Regions from separate parts of the Homo sapiens genome. Here region 1 is linked to region 2. A link is an interaction called in ENCODE POLR2A ChIA-PET data of the cell type or tissue named here. Cell type or tissue: IMR-90. All regions are shown on one strand. Links, peaks and the distances in the headings refer to the core of each region. The heading gives the core; the rest is flanking DNA.

Region 1 (4,245 bases), core at 1-4,000, 220 kb after region 2:
CCATGCCCGGCTAATTTTTGTATTTTTAGTAGAGACAGAGTTTCACCATATTGGCCATGCTGGTCTCGAACTCCTGACCTCGTGATCCGCCTGCCTCGGCCTCCCAGTGTGCTGGGATTACAGGTGTGAGTCATGGTGCCCAGCGGCCAATTCTTGTTTTATTGGCACATAACAATTGCACATATTTATGGGATACATCTGACATTTTGATACATGCATACAATATGTAATAATCAAATCAGGGTAATTCGGGTATCCATCACCACAAATACTTATCATTTCTTTGTGTTGGGAATATTCCAAATCTTCCAGCTATTTTGAAATATGCAATAAGTTATTGTTTACTATAGTCACCCTACTTTGCTATCAAACACTAGAACTTATTCTAACTGTATTTTACTGTATTTTTGTATCCATTAACCAACATCTCTTTTTTTTCTTATTCTTTTTATTATTATTTTTCAGAGACAAGGTCCTGCTCTTTCGCCCAAACTGGAGTGTGGTGGCAAGATTATTTGTAACCTCGAACTCCTGGGCTCAAGCAACTCTCCTGCTTCAGCCTCTCCATTAGTTGCGATGACAAGCCTGCACCACTATGCCTGGATAATTTTTATTTGTTTGTTTTTTTGTAGAGATAGGGTCTTTCTATGTTGCCCAGGATGGTCTCAAACTCTTGGCCTTAAGAGATCCTCCTGGCTGGGCGTGGTGGCTCATGCCTGTAATCCCAGCACTTTGGGGGGCCGAGGCAGGTGGATCACGAGGTCAGGAGATCGAGACCACCCTGGCTAACATGGTGAAACTCTCTCTCTACTAAAAATACAAAAAATTAGCCGGGCGTGGTGGCAGGCACCTGTAGTCCCAGCTACTCGGGAGGCTGAGGCAGGAGAATCACTTGAACCCGGGAGGTGGAGGTTGCAGTGAGCCTAGATCGTGGCACTGCGCTCCAGCCTGGGTGACAAAGCTGAAACTCTGTCTCAAAAAAAAAAGAAAAAGAAAAAGAAAAAAAAGAAATGCCAATGTGAGCAAATCTCTTCTGAAAGAAGACGGCTAGGCAGGGCATAATGGCTCAGGCCTGCAATCCCAGCACTTTAAGAGGCTGAGGTGAGTAGACCACTTGAGGTCAGGAGTTCGAGACCAGCCTGGCCAACACAGTGAAATGCTGTCTCTATTAAAAATACCAAAATCAGCCAGGCGTAGTGGCACACACCTGTAATCCCAGCTACTCGGATGCTGAGGCAGGAGAATCGCTTGAGACTGGGAGGCAGAGGTTGCAGTGAGCTGAGATCACACCACTACACTCCAGCCTGAGTGACAGAGCATGACTCTGTCTCAAAAAAAAAAAAAAAAAAAAAAAGCCGGGCGCAGTGGCTCACACCTGTTATCCTAGCACTTTGGGAGGCCGAGGCGGGTGGATCACCTGAGGTCAGGAGTTGGAGACCAGCCTGGCCAACATAGTGAAACCCCGTCTCTACTAAAAATACAAAAATTAGCTGGGTGTGGTGGCAGGCGCCTGTAACCCCAGCTATTCAGGAGGCTGAAGCAGGAGAATTGCTTGAACCCGGGAGGGAGAGGTTGCGGGGAGCTGAGATGGCGTCATTGTCCTCCAGCCTGGGCGACAAAAGCAAAATTCTGTCTCAAAAAAAAAAAAATTAACCTTGACTTTACTCATCCATTAAACATTTACCAAGAAATATTTGTTGTGCCAGGCATTCCCTGGCACTGAGGCTACGAAGAGGTATAAGACGCTTGCCATAGAATAATTCATATTTAGTCAGGGAAAGAGACTTGTAATTAATTCAAAGAGAGAGATGGACATTATAATAGAAACACCAGTGGACTCTTGGAATTCAGAAATCAGGATTTTTATCTTGAGAAAGACCCTGAAAAGGCTTATTAAATGGATTTGTATGATTTTTTTTTTTTTGAGACGGAGTCTCGCACTGTCACCTGGGCTGGAGTGCAGTGGCGCAATCTTGGCTCCCTGCAATCTCTGCCTCCAGGGTTCAAGCGATTCTCCTGCCTCAGCCTCCTGAGTGGCTGGGATTACAGGCACCCGCCACCATGCCCAGCTAATTTTTTTTTTTTTTTTTAGTAGAGACGGGGGTTTCACTATGTTGGCCAGGCTGGTCTCGAACTCCTGACCTTGTGATCCACCCGCCTCAGCCTCCCAAAGTGCTGGGATTACAGGCATGAGCCACCGCACCCAGACAGGATTTGTTTGTTTAATGAGGCACAAATTTGAATGAAACTATCTTCAAGGTTGTTGTACAACAAAAGCAAAGCACTTAACCAGTAAGAGAGACCCAGATAACTACAACGGTTGTATGTTTTGTTTTTGTTTTTATTTTTGAGACAGAGTCTTGCTCTGTTGCCCAGGCTGGAGTACAGTGGGGTGATCTCGGCTCACTGCAACCTCGCCTCCCAGGTTCTAGAGATTCTGCTGCCTTAGCCTCCTGAGTAGCTGGGATTATAGGTGCGTGCCACCACACCTGGCTAATTTTTCGTATTTTTAGTAGAGATGGGGTCTCACCAAGTTGGCCAGGCTGGTCTCAAACTCTGTCAAAGTGCTGGGATTACAGGAACGAGCCACCATGCCCAGGAAAAGGGTGTATATTTTGGCCTGGCATGGAATTAATTCTTTACTCTTTCTGAAGCACACTTTTACACTTATTACATATCTGAAGTGATGACTTAAAATATTCAGGCACGTTTCATTGGAAAATTACGTGGTATAGTGGGGTTCTCAAAAATGAGAAGTTCTCAAAGATCTCAAGAAAATTTTCTTGGCTGGACGTGGTGGCTCACGCCTGTAATCCCAGCACTTTGGGAGGCCGAGGGGGGTGGATCACATGAGGTCAGGAGTTCGAGACCAGCCTGGCCAACATGGTGAAAACCCATCTCTTCTAAAAATACAAAAATCAGTCAGGCGCGGTGGCACGCGCCTATAATCCCCGCTACTCAGGAGGCTGAGGCAGGAGAATCGCTTGAACCCAGGAGGCGGAGGTTGCGGTGAGCCAAGATCGCACCACTGCACTCCAGCCTGTGTAACAAGAGTAAAATTCTGTCCCAAAAAAAAAAGAAAAAGAAAATGTACAGATGCACACATCCACACAAACACAGAAAGGGTCTGGGTGGATATTTACCAACGTGTTATGGAACAACATAACATCTGGGTGCTTTTTTGTTTTCATTTTCATTCATCTGCTTTTCCAGTTTACCTTCAGTTAATTTGTATTGTTTATCTAATAAGAAAACCCACAAGGAATGTAACTAAACCATTCAAAAGCAAAGCAACCCCCAATAAAGACAAGTCCAGAGTATGGCCAGGATGTGGGTAGCCGGCATAGCGTGGAGAAAGGTCTAGAGTTAAGGAGGTAAAGCACTGTGAAGTTCTGACAATGGTGTGGTGGTGGATAATGGGAGGTGGCACTCTTCAGTGAGTGCAGTGAGAGGGGACTGAGCAGAAGGTCAGTAAGGACAGGGACTAGGGAGGACAGAAAGTGGTGTCATAGAAAGCCTGGAGCCTTTCCTTTCCTCCTCCTCAGTCTCTGTTACCCACACACAAGCCACCTCCCTAGAAGGAGGCGGTGGCATCTTAGCTGGTCTTCTGTCACCTGTCTCTTCCTGTCTCTAGTTCATCCTACCCACAGCTGTTAGAGTAGCCTTCTTTCAGCACTTTTTTTTTTTTTTTTTGAGACGGAGTCTCGTTCTGTCGCCCAGGCTGGAGTGCAGTGGCGCGACCTTGGCTCACTGCAAGCTCCGCCTCCTGGGTTCACACCATTCTCCTGCCTCAGCCTCCCGAGTAGCTGGGACTACAGGCACCCGCCACCACGCCCGGCTAATTTTTTTGTATTTTTAGGAGAGACGGGGTTTCACCGTGTTAACCAGGATGGTCTCGATCGCCTGACCTCGTGATCTGCCCGCCTCAGCCTCCCAAAGTGCTGGGATTACAGGCGTGAGCCACGGCTCCTGGCCCTTTCAGCACTTTTAAAAAAAAACTCTGTCCTGGCTGGTTGCATGGCTCCAGCATGTAATCTCAGCACTTTGGGAGGCCGAGGGGTGGCTGCGGATCACAAGGGTAGAGTTGAAGACCAGCCTGGCCAACACAGTGAAACCCCGTCTCTACTAAAAATGCAAAAATTAGCTGGGTGTGGTGGCAGGCACCTGTAATCCCAGCTACTCAGGAGGCTGAGGCAGGAGAATTGCTTGAACCCAGGAGACAGAGGTCGCAGTGGGCCGAGATCG
Region 2 (4,525 bases), core at 248-4,247:
ATAAAGTAAACTAGACTACCATAAGCTGAAGTTTAGTTCACATGGCTCAAGATGAAGAGTGCTAGCAGGCCAAATGCTGGTGAAATATAAAGGAAAAAAAATCCAGAAGAATGACAACTTCAATGTAAGTGAAAAACAAGAACAACAACAACAAAAAAAACACAGAAACTTAAGGCAAAGAAAGGATTCCCTGTACGTTCAAAAGGTTAAGTAAACACACTTTGAAGTTTTAGAATGCAGTAATAAATGCCAAAGAAAAAGTGAGGATTGTGCTAATACCAAGAATTGGTGAGATCATAAAACAATATGGTGCCTGGTGAAGCGGCGCACACCTGTAGTTCCAGCTACTTGGGAGGCTGAGGCCAGAGGATCCCTGGAGCCCAGGAGTTCAAGGTGCAGTGAACCATGATCATGCCACTGCACTCCAACCTGGGTGACAGAGCGAAACCCTGTCTTTTAAAACAAAACAAAACAAAACAAAAACAATATGGGGTAGATCAGGTAAATTATGGTACATCTACTTGATGTGCACTCATTAAAAATGATGAGGCCAGGTGCAGTGGCTCATGCCTGTAATCCCAGCACTTTGGGAGGCCGAGGCAGGTGGATCACCTGAGGTCAGGAGTTCGAGACCAGCCTGGTCAACACGGTGAAACACCATCTCTACTAAAAATACAAAATTAGCTGGGTGTGGTGGCACATGCCTGTAGTCCCAGCTACTTGGGAGGCTGAGACAGGAGAACTGCTTGAACCCGGGAGGCGGAGGCTGCAGTGACCCGAGATGGTGGCACTGAACTCCAGCCTGGGCAAGACAGAGCCAGACTCTGTCTCAAAAAAAAAAAATGATGACTATATGGAGCAACATGGGAAATATAAAATTGTAAATACACTGATTATAAGTATGAAAAACATGCATAGTAAAAAGACAAAAGAAAATGCATTCAAAATGTTAACAATGGTTTCAGAGGTGGGATTGCAGCTTGAATATTTAAAACGGTTTTGTTGCTGTTTAAATTTTCTATAGTATGCTTACATTATTCTATAACTAAAATTTTTATTTTAAGTATAAAGACTTTAAGACATCATCTTGAACAATAAGAACAAAAACACTGAGCAGTTAGTTTTATGTAATTCTCAGGTACTGATGCCGATAAAATACTTGATATCCCTTACTGCTTATTTACTGGCAATGGGAAAGATGTATGACCTACAGAGTCAACATTAAAATGATGAATATTCTAAAGAGTTACGGAAGAACAGGGAGAAACAGAAGAAGCTGGTTAAGATGGATACGCACACCTACACAACAGAAGCCATATGAGTGGAGCGAAGTTGGTCTCTTCATGTGGCCATGGTCATTTATTTCTCCACTCGCAAGTGGCTCTCAATATAATTTGTTAAGTTGCTTTCCAACCCCCAACACCCTAGTTGGTTAGCATTTGTCCGCAGGCTGAAATGGCAACTTAAATCCCTTTCTCTTAATACAGAGCAGGAGACTTTAATTTGAACCATATGACTGTCTTCTAGGAAGGCTTAAATACCAGAGCTTACTATCAATTTTGAGACTTGGAATTCTTTGTTGGAGGTGAGATCAGGAGCCTGGGGATATATAAGGTAGTGATAACTGATATCCCTAAAAATAAGTATATCATCAACTGGATATGTCTATGTGGTAAGGGAAAAGAGCAAAACGGGCGGCATTAATTTATAAATCAGGGCAACTGCAACAGGCAATTTTCTTATTTGGTCTACCACTTTAGAGCAATGAACTTGACTTCTTTTTTGGCTAACCAAAGAACAATCCAAAGCAGATGTAAACAGATTAGGCACAACTTTCCAGCCAGTACTAGTGTTCTCAGTGTCTCTAAGGCAATACAGTACAGCTTTGAGCGACGGACAACCCTGCTTTCCAAGGGTAACTTGTGCTTCACTTCCTTGCTGTATAAGTAAACAGCTTGGAAGCAGGGAGCAGAGGGGAAAAAGTGAAGTGGGAAGATATTTACTTACCCTAAATGAACAACCTCACCAAAAATCACTGTGACAAGATCCTTCATGTTTTCAAAGCTAAAAGCTTCTGAGGATTCACAATCCCAATACTGCATTTGCAATTAGAGACCCAAAGATGAAGACAGAAATAATTAGGTCCTTGATTAATTTCCAATTATTAGAAATTTCTAATAATTAGAAATGTTGCTGCTAGAAATGATGCAAAGAACCAAAGATCAAGACTGGTGTAAGAACAGTATATAAATAGGATTTAGAATGTTCTCCTGACTATTAAAATGGAACATGACGCTAATAAGGAATTAAATCTGCTTTTCCTATATAATGTCACTGGCCAAACCATATGACCTAAGGGCTTTATTTGAAATTGAACAAAACAAAAGTCAAGTGTGTGGATCTCAGAATTGTGGTAGTGACAAAGGATGAGTTTCAAAGTTCTCAGAAGTCACAATATTAGTTCACTCTTAAAAACAGATATTGGGAAGTCCTCAGGATTTAGTAATCACTTCAACCCCTGGCTGAACTTCCTCACTAGGAGCTAATAGAGAAGTAATGCCAAAAACTCCTGACTCACAGCCTTAGCATATATACACAAGAGAAAATTCCTTCAAGGAAAAAAAAAAAATCAAGTAATCATCTTATTTGGGGGGAGATTTGGATCAGCATTATATTGGCATTTCCAATGAGTGACTTATGTATTTTTATCCCAAAACACCTTAGCAGGTACAATAGCTGAACTCAGCTATTTTAAATGAAGTAATAAACCAGTCTTCTCCACTCTATTTATTTTAGATAGCAACATCCAACCCTTCTCATATAAATCCCCAAACACCTCCTCAATATAGGATCTTTGCATCAAACTCAGTACTGACTAGATGTATAAAGGAAAGGATTATAATGAGACACTTTCTACAACACATGCAAACAGTACTCATCGGAATTCTTAAAAACATTAATGAGTATATCATAGTCATGATTGTAAAGAATATCAACAAGAACAATAAAAGCCTAATCATTTAATCAGGTAAGTTTCTAATAATGATAGGTGAGCATGGTATACAAAATTTTAGTGTGCCTTTTATAGAACAGGATGAATCAGTGTCCCCTTAAATTCTCTTGAATCACTTGAACCCAGGAGGCAGAGGTTGCAGTGGGCAGAGATCGGGCCACTGCACTCCAGCCTGGGTGACACAGTGAGACTGTGTCTCAAAAAAACAAACAAATAAACAAAAAACCACAAACAAAAAAACAAAACAAAAACCTTTTTCCAAATTAAAAACTAAGACATATGGTCTGATAAGCAGAAGCCTACTTTTAGAGAAAAGAAGATAGGATTGTCACTTAAGAAGCTCTAAGGTGTTACCTAGAAATTAAGAGTAGGTAACAAAATACTATCTTAGATTAAAGCTAATAGGAAACAAACAAACAAAAAAAAACTTCAAATGAGAGCAGACATCTGAAAAGTAACCCAACTGAAAGGTGATGTGAAAATATGATAATGGGAATAAAGTACTCCCCTTCTCAATTTTTTTTTTTTTTTTTTTTGAGATGGAGTCTCACTCTGTCGCCCAGGCTAGAGTGCAATGCCACCATTTTGGGTCACTGCAGCCTCCACCTCCTGGGTTCAAGCAATTCTCCTGTTTCAGCCTCCCAAGTAGCTGGGACTACAGGCATGTGCCACCACAGCTGGCTGATTTTTGTATTTTTAGTAGAGACAAGGTTTCACCATGTTGGCCAGGCTGGTCTCGAACTCCTGACCTCAGGTAATCCGCCCAGGTCCCAAAGTGCTGGGATTACAAGCATGAGCCACCACGCCCGGCCTGCCTCCTCAATTTTTTGATGGACCACAAATGTATTCTCAGTACAAGGTGAACAAGACAGACATGGTCCCTGCCCTCATGTAGCAGATTAGTCCAGTGGGGGAGATACACATGAAACAAGCACACATGTAACTATATAATTATAACCACTGGATGAGTTTTAAGGAAAAGTTCCAGAGGGGCAATTGGTATATTCTAGAGAAATGGGGCTTTCCTGAAGAAGGTTCTATCAACAGTTCAGAGACTCACTCAATCTGATCAAGAAAACCATGGTATACTTGGATTAGAATGTAAAGAAATCAGTACAGTTACCTTTTTATTTTCCAGCTTTTCTGACTCACAAACTCCTTTCAAAGGAATGTATTATCTTAAAAACCTCCCGGGAAAGAAATTTTAAAAATAATTTTGTCATTTTTCTATGATTTATGATACAGAAGAGACTTTAGCTAAAAGACATTTTATTTTACATTAGTACATTAAAAATTAATTTAAAAGTTCACTATGAATTTTAAGACAAATTCATATTATCCCATCATACAAGTGACCCACACTATTTATTTCAATTATTCAAGAAAAAGTATTTATTTAAAATTGATATATCATGTTTAGTAGGAAGCCATATATGTGTGTGTGTGTGTGTGTGTGTGTGTGTGTGTGTGTATGTGTATTTTTTCTTTTTGATGGGGCGGGGGGGCAGGCGG

Evidence for each region. ChIA-PET counts read pairs that join two places held together with the same protein. Peaks named below come from ENCODE experiments on the same cell type or tissue, not always from the same donor. Only the 100,000 strongest peaks of a DNase experiment are listed, where the experiment ranks them.
Region 1: POLR2A ChIA-PET joins it to region 2 with 8 read pairs; 7 of 35 experiments call an interaction of 5 or more read pairs at or near these places.

What each region holds. Positions count from the first base shown.
Region 1 is chr11:117,129,407-117,133,651 of GRCh38, forward strand. No RefSeq gene overlaps it. Among named protein-coding and RNA genes, the nearest start is that of PAFAH1B2, 13 kb to the right of the region's middle. In IMR-90, for the core only: no CTCF peak of the experiment used is centred there; no DNase peak of the experiment used is centred there.
Region 2 is chr11:116,910,678-116,915,202 of GRCh38, forward strand. The region is part of intron 4 of SIK3 (SIK family kinase 3); the gene reads right to left. Among named protein-coding and RNA genes, the nearest start is that of APOA1, 75 kb to the left of the region's middle. In IMR-90, for the core only: no CTCF peak of the experiment used is centred there; a DNase peak (open chromatin) is centred at 2,544.